Regions from separate parts of the Homo sapiens genome. Here region 1 is linked to region 2. Evidence: chromatin contacts called from ENCODE Hi-C or POLR2A ChIA-PET data. All regions are on one chromosome and are shown on one strand. The core of a region is the stretch at or near the end of the contact, and the rest is flanking DNA. Distances in the headings are between cores, read along the strand shown. Region 1 overlaps C1orf167 (chromosome 1 open reading frame 167). Region 2 holds the start of MAD2L2 (mitotic arrest deficient 2 like 2).

Region 1 (4,263 bases), core at 341-2,840, 100 kb before region 2:
TAGAAATGTAAAAGTACTCTGAAAAGCAATTGCCCTGTAACTTATCTAGAAAGAAAAGACCCTGAGACTCCAGAATCTGCTGTTGCCATAGCCCCATATGTGTGAATTCTGCAACTAGCCAAGGCTAGTTCCTTTCAATTCCATTTAAAAAACAAAAACCAGCAGGTGTGGTGGCTCATGGCGTAATGGGCCTGCCCAATGCTTTGGGAGGCCAAGGCAGGTAGATCGCTTGAGCCCAGGAGTTTGAGACAAGCCCTGGCAACATAGTGAGATCCCATTTCTACAAAAAAAAAAAAAAAAAAATTAGCCGGGTGTGGTGGCACACGCCTGTAGTCTCAGCTACTCAGGTGGCTGAGGTGGGAGGATCGTTTGAGCCCTGGAGGTTGAGGCTGCAGTGAGCTGTGATCGCACCACTGCACTCTGGCCTGGGCGACAGAGTGAGACACTGTCTGAGAACAAAAAACGACTGAAAAAAAAAATCACCTTAGCTTTTTCTCTTAGAATCTTCTCTAAAACGTATTCTTTGTGGCATTCTGAAATAGGATTCATGATGATGCCTGTTGATCTTAGGGACACTACCTCACCTGCCAGTATCTTTGGGGCTGTGTCCTTCAAGGACATGTCCCCAGACTGCTGTGCAGTGTCATTTTTTGTGTTTGGTTTGGTGGTGGCTTCTTCCCCCTTGCTAGGCTATCAACCTCTTATCACCACTTGTTGGTGTCAGAACTAACTGCTTCTGGTCTGGAGAGGGACTGACCGATGCCTTTGGGTAGAGAGAATTATGAAAGAAATTTTGGTATTTTTCTACTTTATATTTTCTGAGGTTTCTGTAATAAGCATATTTCACTTTTCCAATAAGAAAAAAAAAAACTTGGCCTGGCGCGGTGGCTCACACCTGTAATCCCAGCACTTTGGGAAGTCGAGGTGGGAGGATCACTTGAGTTCAGGAGTTCGAGACCAGCTTGGGCAATATGGTGAAACCCCGTCTCTACTAAAAATACAAAAATTAGCCAGGCGTGGTGGCGTGCACTTGTAGTCCCAGCTACTCAGGAAGCTGAGGCGGGAGAATCACTTGAACCCGGGAGGCAGAGGTTGCAGTGAGCTGAGATCACTCCTCTGCTTCAGCCTGGGCAATTGAGCCAGACTCTGTCTCAAAAATAAACAAAAAAACTTGACAAAAAAATGCTACTGTCCTCGTGTACCTATTCTGATCCTCAACTGCACCGTGAGAAAGCATGCATTTCAATGTCTCCCTAACAGGCTGTGACCCAACATGCTGGTCTTTGCGGCCGGACCTGCAGTGGCCTGGCACTCGAGAGGTGCCAGGTTCATCTTTGCTGATGGATTCAGAGTTGCTTGTCAGAGGCTGACTGAGAACTGGGGAGAGGTGGTGCATACGAGGTTGCTGGGCCCCTGGGGAGGCATCCAGCCATGCTGCCACCACCGGCTGAATCAAGCTGATTCTAAGGCCGGTGGTCCGAGGGTCATTTTTGGACCTCCCGCCCTGCCTAGGCTCCCTTCACCTGTTTCCAAGGGGCTGGGGCGTCCAGCAGCAGGCTCCCCCTGCTGGCCATCCGGGGCCAGAGCGTGAGGTCAGTCTGGGGCTTGGGGCGTACCTTGCCGGCCCCTGGCAGTCCCAGCCGCACCCTGAGCTGCACTGTCCGCAGGAAGCGCCTGAGCTCAGCCGGCCGGAGCTGGGTGAGGATGGCTCGCTGGACACCGCCGCGCACCGCCGACTGCACCGAGGCCTCTAGGACCCTGCGGGAGAGGAAGGAGTCTGCAGCCAGGGCCATAAAGGCCAGGACTCTCTGCAGGGAGCCCCCCCAGTGCCCTGCGGGAGGGGGCCTTCCGGGCCCAGCCCCAGGCTGGGGCCCACCCACCTCCCACACTCCCTTTTCTGGAGGGAGAATCTGGGTAAACAGGATGGAGAGCGACCTGGAAGGAGAAAATCACAGACGGGGACAAGCATCCTGTTTAGGGGCAGAGAGGGGACAGTCCTGCCAGTGCCACTTTGCCTCCCCTTCCCTGGCAAGAGCGCGTTTATGGCGCTTGCTGAGTGGCTGGCTGTGCTGGTGACTGCAAGGCATGACCATTAGAGACTTCCCCAAGGAGGGGACACACAGCAAGAGGCGGTGTCAGGATGTGGCCCAGGACTAGATGGCCAGGGCGGCCTCTCCCTGTCACCCCCAACCACCCTCTTGAGCCTTTGCCCTGCCACCCAGCCATGAATTACGCTCTACCCCTGCCAAAAACAGGCTTGAGGCCTGAGCTGGAAGCACAGAGTGGGGCTGCACTTAGACCACAGCACTCACCAGGCTCGCGGCTTCCAGGAAGCATGGGCTCGGCTGACCTGGCCCCGACAGGACTCATGCACCCACAGAGCCCAGCACCAAGTCCAGCACTGGGCTGCCTGGGCCCCAGCGCTCTCTCCTGCCTGCTGCTGGGCCTCATGGTGCATGCCCGGGGCCACTGGCCATGCTGGGAAGGCCTGTGGGGCCCGGGCCTTCTTCTGCTGCCCATCTTCCTGGCCTTGCTGCCCGCAGCTTCTCCAGCGGGCAAGGGAGGCCTGGGCCACACGCTGCTCCTGTGCCCCGGCTGCCACTTCCTGGGCTTCCCGCCATGTGGCAAACACGGCCCCCAGTGCTCTTCTCCTCAGGCCATCCTGAAAGGCTTGATGCTGGGCCCGGAGCACCCCCGTGTCTCTTACAACCTCACACCAGGCCTGGAAGTAGCTGCAAAACAGACACATTGGGCCAGGTGTGGTGGCTCATGCTTGTAATCCCAGCACTTTGGGAAGCCAAGGTGAGTGGATCACCTGAAGTCAGTTTGAGACCAGCCTGACCAACGTGGTGAAACCCCGTCTCTATTAAAAATACAAAAATTAGCCAGGCCTGGTAGTGGGCACCTGTAATCCCAGCTACTTGGGAGTCTGAGGCAGAAGAATTGCCTGAACCCAGGAGGCAGAGGTTGCAGTAAGCCGAGATCGCGCAAGTGCACTCCAGCCTGGGTGACAAGAGTGAAACTCCATCTCAAAAAAACAAAATGAAACAAAACAAAAACAGATGCATGGGAGGGCTTGTCTCGTTCTCAGAGTCAAAAGTCACATTTATTCAAAGTTACACCTGCAAATCTCCCACAAAACAGTAAACGACCAGTAACAGGTGAAAGCACTGGCTTTCCATCTTGCAACCTCAGCCTCAGAGGGCAGGGGCTGCCCTGCGAGGGGGATGGGAACCAGCAGTATGGGTTCAAGTCCCACATCAGCCATGCCCTGCCTCCCATCACATGCCCAGGTGGTTGGTGAGGGAGAGGAACACCATCTCTCACTCAGTGAGAAGCCAAGAAAAAAAACCATCTACGGCCAGGCACAGTGGCTCACACCTGTAATCCCAGCATTTTGGGAGGCAGAGGCGGGCGGATCACCTGAGGTCGGGAGTTCGAGACCAGCCTGACCAACATGGAGAAACCCCGTCTCTACTAAAAATACAAAATTAGCCAGGTGTGGTGCCACATGCCTGTAATCCCAGCTACTCGGGAGGCTGAGGCAGGAGAATCACTTGAACCCGGGAGGCGGAGGTTGTGGTAAGCCGAGATCGCGCCATTGCACTCCAACCTGGGCAACAAGAGCGAAACTCTGTCTCAAAAAACAAACAAACAAACAAAATAACCATCTACACCCTCAGATGCAAAAGCACAGACGTCAGCCATTCTGTAGCCAACAGTTCACTGCCCCACGGGGACACTGAACATTCGCAAATTTGTACTGAACTGTGGGAGGAGCCATTCTGTGTCCTCTGCTTGGTTTTACAATATGCATTCATGAACTGTATACATGTTCCACCAGAACATCTTTACTTAAATGAAGATTTCACTCTCTTCTCTTAGCGACAGTGTACAGCAGAATTCTCCTTGCTGTAACTCCTCACAATGGGCGTTATGGTAGATTTCCGAGGAGTGGATTTCTCCTCCTTTTTTTTTTTTTTTTTTGAGATGGAGTCTCGCACTGTCGCCCAGGCTGGAGTGCAGTGGTGCAATCTCGGCTCACTGCAACCTCCGCCTCCCGGATTCAAGTGATTCTCCTGCCTGAGCCCAAGTAGCTGGGACTACAGGCACCTGCCACCATGCCCGTCTAATTTTTCATATTTTTAGTAGAGATGGGGTTTCACCATGTTGGCCAGGCTGGTCTCGAACTCCTGATCTCAAGTGATCCACCTTCCTCGGCCTCCCAAAGTGCTGGGATTATAGGTATGATCCACTGTTCCC
Region 2 (5,785 bases), core at 1-2,500:
GATCTGTGTCCAAACAGACGGATGGGACTAACAAGCTCTTACGTCCCTGGAGGTCACAGACAAAGTCCTCTTGGCTTCTGGTCCTGACTTGTTGCCCACTAACTCCGTAGCTGCTTCTCAGATCTTAGTTTTCTCACTTGTAAAATAAGGGGGCTGTAAATAAGTGGAAGCCCTGGTGTCAGAAGAGGCATCAGAGCTGGGTTTGTATTCCCACTGTGTGATTTTGGCGAATTAGAGAACGTTTCTGGGCCTGTTTAACCATCTGTAAAGTGGGGCTATAAAATGGAGACTTAGCTGCTAGGGTTAATGAGAGAATTAACGGAATCAGTGTTTGACACATAAGAAGTGCTCGATGTTAGTCATTATTTTTTATTATTTTAGTAATATCATCTCTGAGGGCCCTTACAGGACTTCCAGACCGAGTCCACGCCCCTGGGGGACTTGGGAGCAGTAAAATGTAGTGGCAGGAGGCACCTCGGCCATCGCCCACCCCACCAGCTGGGAGACTCGGGCAGGTTATTCACCCTTCTGCACCTCGCTTGACTTATCTGTATAAAGAGAACAGTCACAGTAACTGCCTCATGGAGTTACTCCCAGGACTGAGATAATCCACGGACACACTTAGCCCAGTGCCCAGCACTCGGCTGGAGCTCCAAAAAGGTCAGCTATTGTTATGAAGCGTAGGGCGGGGAGGGTTCATCCTCTTGGGCGGTCAGGCCAGGCTGCATTTAGGTACCCGGTGGGGGCGGAGCAGGGGCGACGCCGGTGCACGCCCTCTTTTTTTTATTTTTAAAATTTCACCCGGGCCTTGACAACCGGTACAATCCTGTCCTCCCCTGTTCCCGCCCCCGAGCCAGAGGATTCGCTTTTGCGTGGGCAGCTGCAGGGATGGTGACTCGGGCTAGCTCAGATGTGGCTGCCGTTAGTCCCCAGCTGCGCGCTCCCCCGTCCCTCCCCAGCCCTCTTCCGGCGCCTGCTAAAGCGAGAGAAATGCCCTCGGGGGAAGATATGTAGCGATCCAATGGAACGTGGAGATCAACGTTGTGTTTTCTTCGCGCCCACCCGAAGTTGAAGGGAGGTGGCGCGGCGGGTCTCAGCCCCTCCCGGACGCCGAGGCCCGGCCCCCGCCCCTCGGAGACCCGCCCCCGCATGCGGAACCGCCCTCTGCGAGGCCCGGTTTGGGCCGTGCGGGAATGGGCGTGGCCTGGGCGGGGCGGGCGCTAGGACCCACCGGAGCGCCGTGAACGTCACCGAGCGGCGCCGAGGCCCCGGGTTGAGCGGGAGGCGCGATCGGTCCGGTCGGTGGCTCCCCGCGGCGGGGCCGGGCCCGATCTCGGGCGGGAACCGAGCGCAGAGCCGGTACTGGGGGAGGGGAGAGGGGGCGGGATTCCCGCCGGGAGGGATCCGGCGTAGCAGGGGGCGGAGTCTTATTCCAACCCCGCTTCGCTTTCCGCATGTCCCGCTTTGCGCTCCCGGCCCTGGGCATCCCGCTGTTTCCCTCTGCGTCCGCGGCCCTGCCCTTTTCGGGGGCACAGCTGTGGTCTTTCCACCCCGCGAGACAGCGGGGCGAGGGGGCGCGGGCGGCCAGTGGATAGAGGCTGATGCCCCCAAGCACGGACGCCAGCGTGGGGGTGGAGGTTCTTCCAGCTGCCCTGAGCCTGTGCGAAGCGGGAGGTCCTTCCCCAGTTCCCACAGACTGTGGGGAGGGAAGAGACGGTGGAAGCGAGCGGGTTCTGGGCTCCTGGGTCTCTGGAACTACCCTCTGCCCTTGCCCCAACACTCAGGTAGCGGGAAGGATGACCACGCTCACACGACAAGACCTCAACTTTGGCCAAGGTAGGGAGGCTGGACCTGCGGGCCCGGGGGCGGGGGCGTCTGGGCCGGCGGGCTTCCTCGAGCGCGCCACCGGCTTGTGCCCCCCTGCAGTGGTGGCCGATGTGCTCTGCGAGTTCCTGGAGGTGGCTGTGCATCTCATCCTCTACGTGCGCGAGGTCTACCCCGTGGGCATCTTCCAGAAACGCAAGAAGTACAACGTGCCGGTCCAGGTGAGGCACGTCCCAGAACCACAGAGTGGGTACAGGGTGGACTTTTAAAAATTCTTTGGTCGGGCGCCGTGGCTCACGCCTGTAATCCTAGCACTTTGGGAGGCCGAGGCGGGCGGATCACCTGAGGTCAGGAGTTCGAGACCAGCCTGACAAACATGGTGAAACCCCGTCTCTACTAAAAATACAAAAATTAGCCGGGCGTGGTGGCCAAGGCCTGTAATCCCAGCTACTCAGGAGGCTGAGGCAGGAGAATCCCTTGAACCCAGGAGGCGGAGGTTGCAGTGAGCCGAAATTGTGCCACTGCATTCCAGCCTGGGTGACAAGAGCGAAACTCCGTCTCAAAAAAAAAAAAAAAAAAAAAAAAAAACCTCTTCCACTTCGGGCCAAGCCACCTCATTCCGCAGGGCCCTGCCCATGCCTTCCAATGCCTTCCAGTTCCAAAGTGGTGATGCCTACCCACCCCTCAGAAGAGAGTTCCCCTTGCCAGAAGTTAGGGACCAGGCCTGATAAGAGTTACCCCGGGGGTGGCCGGGCATGGTGGCTCACACCTGTAATCCCAGCACTTTGGGAGGCTGAGGCGGGCGAATCACAAGGTCAGGAGTTCAAGAAACCAGCCTGACCAACATGATGAGATCCTGTCTCTACTAAAAATACAAAAATTAGCCTGGTGTGGTGGTACGCGCCTGTAATCCCAGTTACTAGGGAGGCTGAGGCAGGAGACTCGCTTGAACCCGGGATGCAGAGGTTGAAGTAAGCCCAGATCGTGCCACTGCACTCCAGCCTGGGCGACAGAGCAAGACTATGTCTCCAAAAAAAAAAGTTACCCTGGGGGCATGGTGGCACTTTGAAGGAGCTCGTGAAGCTGGTGAACCTTGGTGTGAGGAGGGTATTTCCAAAAACCTCCAAATCTTCTCCCTACCATTTATCCTAAACTCAATGGGTTAAGGCTAAAAGGCAGACAAAGCAGTGTGCATCGCACTGTAGCTCCAGTCCCTAGAAGTGCCTGTCTCTGGAAGGCACTCAGGAAACATGAGAATAAGTGGTAGAAGCTCAAAGGACATCCAGGTGGTCCCCGCTTCAAGTCCCCACACCACCATTGTTTTCTCACTTCCAGTATGGTATTCAAGACATTACTTGAGGTAGTCAGCACTTTATTTTTTATTTTATATTTTATTTTATTTTATTTTTTGAGACTGAGTCTCGCTCTGTCGCCCTGGCTGGAGTGCAGTGGCGTGATCTTGGCTCACTGCAACCTCCACCTCCTGGGTTCAAGTGATTCTCCTGCCTCAGCCTCCCGAGTAGCTGGGATTACAGGCGTGTGCCACCACATCTGGCTAATTTTTGTATTTTTAGTAGAGACAAGGTTTCGCCGTGTTGGCCAGGCTGGTCTCGATCTCCTGACCTCTGGTGATCCACCTGCCTTGGCCTCCCAAAGTGCTGGGATTACAGGCGTGAGCACTTTATTATGAAACAGGTTTTGTGTTAGATAATGTTGCCCAACTGTGGGCTAATGTGTTTTGAGTGTGTTTAGGTAGGCCTGGCTAAGCTATGATGTTCTGTATGTTATGTGTATTAACTGCATTTTCCGCTGGCGATATTTGATTGGTTTATCCAAACATAAACCCATAGTAAGTTGAAGGTCACCTTTAGAGGGGAAAGGAAAAAACAATTGACATTTACTCACTTCTTCTTTATGATGAAGTGATTGAAGCCCAGAGAAGTTAAGGAATTTGCCTGAGGCCACACAGTTCCTTAGTTCTTAACTTTTGACATCTGATTACATTTTCCTGGATCCTTTTTCTGGAAAAATGCCCAAGTGCACAAAGATACAACTTTAGGGATTTTTCAGACTCTGGAGGAGTCCATGGACCCCACATTAAGAACCCCTAATGGTATATTAAATGCTCATATTGGGATTGAGTTCTTATCTTTCTTTTCCTTTGAGATGGAGTCTTGCTTTGTTGCCCAAGCTGGAGTGCAGTGGCTTGATCTCAGCTCACTGCAACCTCCGCCTCCCAGGTTCAAGTGATTCTCCTGCCTCAGCCTCCCAAGTAGCTGGGATTACAGGTGCCACCTCACCTGGCTAATTTTTGTATTTTTAGTAGAGATGGGGTTTTGCCATTTTGGCCAGGCTGGTCTCAAACTCCTGACCTCAGGTGATCCACCCACCTCATCCTCTCAAAGTGCTGGGATTAGAGGAGTGAGCCACTGTGCCCAGCCTGAGTTCTTATCTTCTAACTTCTTTCTCTATGGATAAGTTCACAGTTCTTAGCCTCTGGTTTTTTTTTTTTTTTTTGAGATGGAGTCTCGCTCTGTTGCCCATGTTGCAGTGCAGTGGCGTGATCTCGGCTCACTGCAACCTCCGCCTCCCGGGTTCAAGCGATTCTTTTGCCTTAGCCTGCCAAGTAGCTGGGACTAAGGTGCCTGCCACCATGCCCGGCTAATTTTTGTATTTTTAGTAGAGATGGGGTTTCACCATATTGGCCAGGCTGGTCTCGAATACCTGACCTTGTGATCCACCTGCCTCGGCCTCCCAAAGTGCTGAGATTATAGGCGTGAGCCACCATGCCCGGCCAGTTCTTAGCCTCTTGAGGGAAAGTGGGGTCTCCTGGGTAGGGAGCCCTGGAGAGCTGCTGGGCCTCGGACCGAAGGCAGATGGGGCCTTAGGCTCCTGGTTGTGTTGGGTGGTTTCCCCATCTGTGCTTTGGGCCTCACGAGCCGCATGGTATTGTGTGCAGATGTCCTGCCACCCGGAGCTGAATCAGTATATCCAGGACACGCTGCACTGCGTCAAGCCACTCCTGGAGAAGGTGAGGGTGCACTGGGCTCCCCAGCCATCTCACCCCATGCTCACCCCCGTCCCTGTGTGCTCACAGTCCAACTCTGGGATGGGGTGAAGCTAGGACTCTGTGGGGTCTTCATGGCTCCAATACCCAGAAGCCTGTTCCCTGCACTCTGGAGACCATCCCAACCCAGGGGCAGGCCCCAAGGCATGCGGGCCATGTTCAGGGTGCCTTGGGCCTGGGAGCCCGGGTTGGAGCTGGCTCTAAGTAGGGGCTGCCCCAGAGGGTTCGGGGTTCTTCTCACATCCGTCCCCTGTTCTCCACGCTAAACGTTCTGTCTGAGCTGAGCCCCTCAGGGTTTCTTCCCCATCTAGTCCTGATCTCAGACTTCCTGGGACCTTCCCTATGGGGCCCGGGCATTCTCTCAGCCTACACCACTCATGCTGGAGGGTGCCGGCTTCTCAAACTCGCTATCTGGCCTCTTGGGGACCCCCAGCCTAGCAGCTGAGCAGGGCTGTGAGTGGGCCGTTTCTCCTCCTTCCTTGGGCAAGGGGGTGGAGGCAGGGTGGTGTAGTCGGGGTGGGGTGCCTGGCTCTGCAGTGGGGGTTCCTCTCTTTGCAGAATGATGTGGAGAAAGTGGTGGTGGTGATTTTGGATAAAGAGCACCGCCCAGTGGAGAAATTCGTCTTTGAGATCACCCAGCCTCCACTGCTGTCCATCAGGTGGGCTGCCCCTGCCCCTCGCCCACTAGCTGGCATCAGGTGTGTCTCTGGCAACACACCCACCCCTTTAAGGCGGCCCTTGAATACCTTGGTAAAGGCCTGGGAGGAGAAAGGGCAAGAAGCACCAGCATGACAAGGGGACAGCCTGTGAGCAGCTGAGATGGGTCCAGAGAGATGACATGAGCTACCCAGGGTCACCTGGGTGGGGGCAGAGCCCAGGACACAGAAGCAGTTT

Evidence for each region. A loop is a pair of places that touch in the nucleus more often than their neighbours do. ChIA-PET counts read pairs that join two places held with the same protein, here RNA polymerase II (POLR2A). Pooled maps may share reads with other maps.
Region 1: a map of aorta shows a loop between it and region 2 (3-fold over the local background). The contact joins the enhancer-like site here to the promoter of MAD2L2 in region 2. A Hi-C loop is called at or near these places in 2 of 168 maps with a recorded cell type or tissue (aorta and ascending aorta) and 7 of 50 pooled maps. POLR2A ChIA-PET finds 5 or more read pairs at or near these places in 6 of 52 experiments (H1, HepG2, WTC11 and 1 more).

What each region holds. Positions count from the first base shown.
Region 1 is chr1:11,782,643-11,786,905 of GRCh38, reverse strand. It overlaps C1orf167 (chromosome 1 open reading frame 167), which reads right to left. Exons shown (of 21, transcript NM_001010881.2): 15 at 2,313-2,732; 16 at 1,617-1,758. It overlaps MTHFR (methylenetetrahydrofolate reductase), which reads left to right. Exons shown (of 12, transcript NM_005957.5): 12 at 1-1,183. Among named protein-coding and RNA genes, the nearest start is that of C1orf167-AS1, 5.2 kb to the right of the region's middle. Within about 2 kb of position 1,590, at least 22 of the 41 ENCODE cell types and tissues checked have a DNase peak (open chromatin) inside an H3K27ac peak, as active enhancers do; they include ascending aorta, where a contact is called at or near this core.
Region 2 is chr1:11,676,613-11,682,397 of GRCh38, reverse strand. MAD2L2 (mitotic arrest deficient 2 like 2) reads left to right here and starts at 1,250. Exons shown (of 9, transcript NM_006341.4): 1 at 1,250-1,359; 2 at 1,785-1,836; 3 at 1,927-2,045; 4 at 4,784-4,855; 5 at 5,450-5,550. The coding sequence starts at 1,797. RefSeq lists silencers at 909-1,428, 1,869-1,928.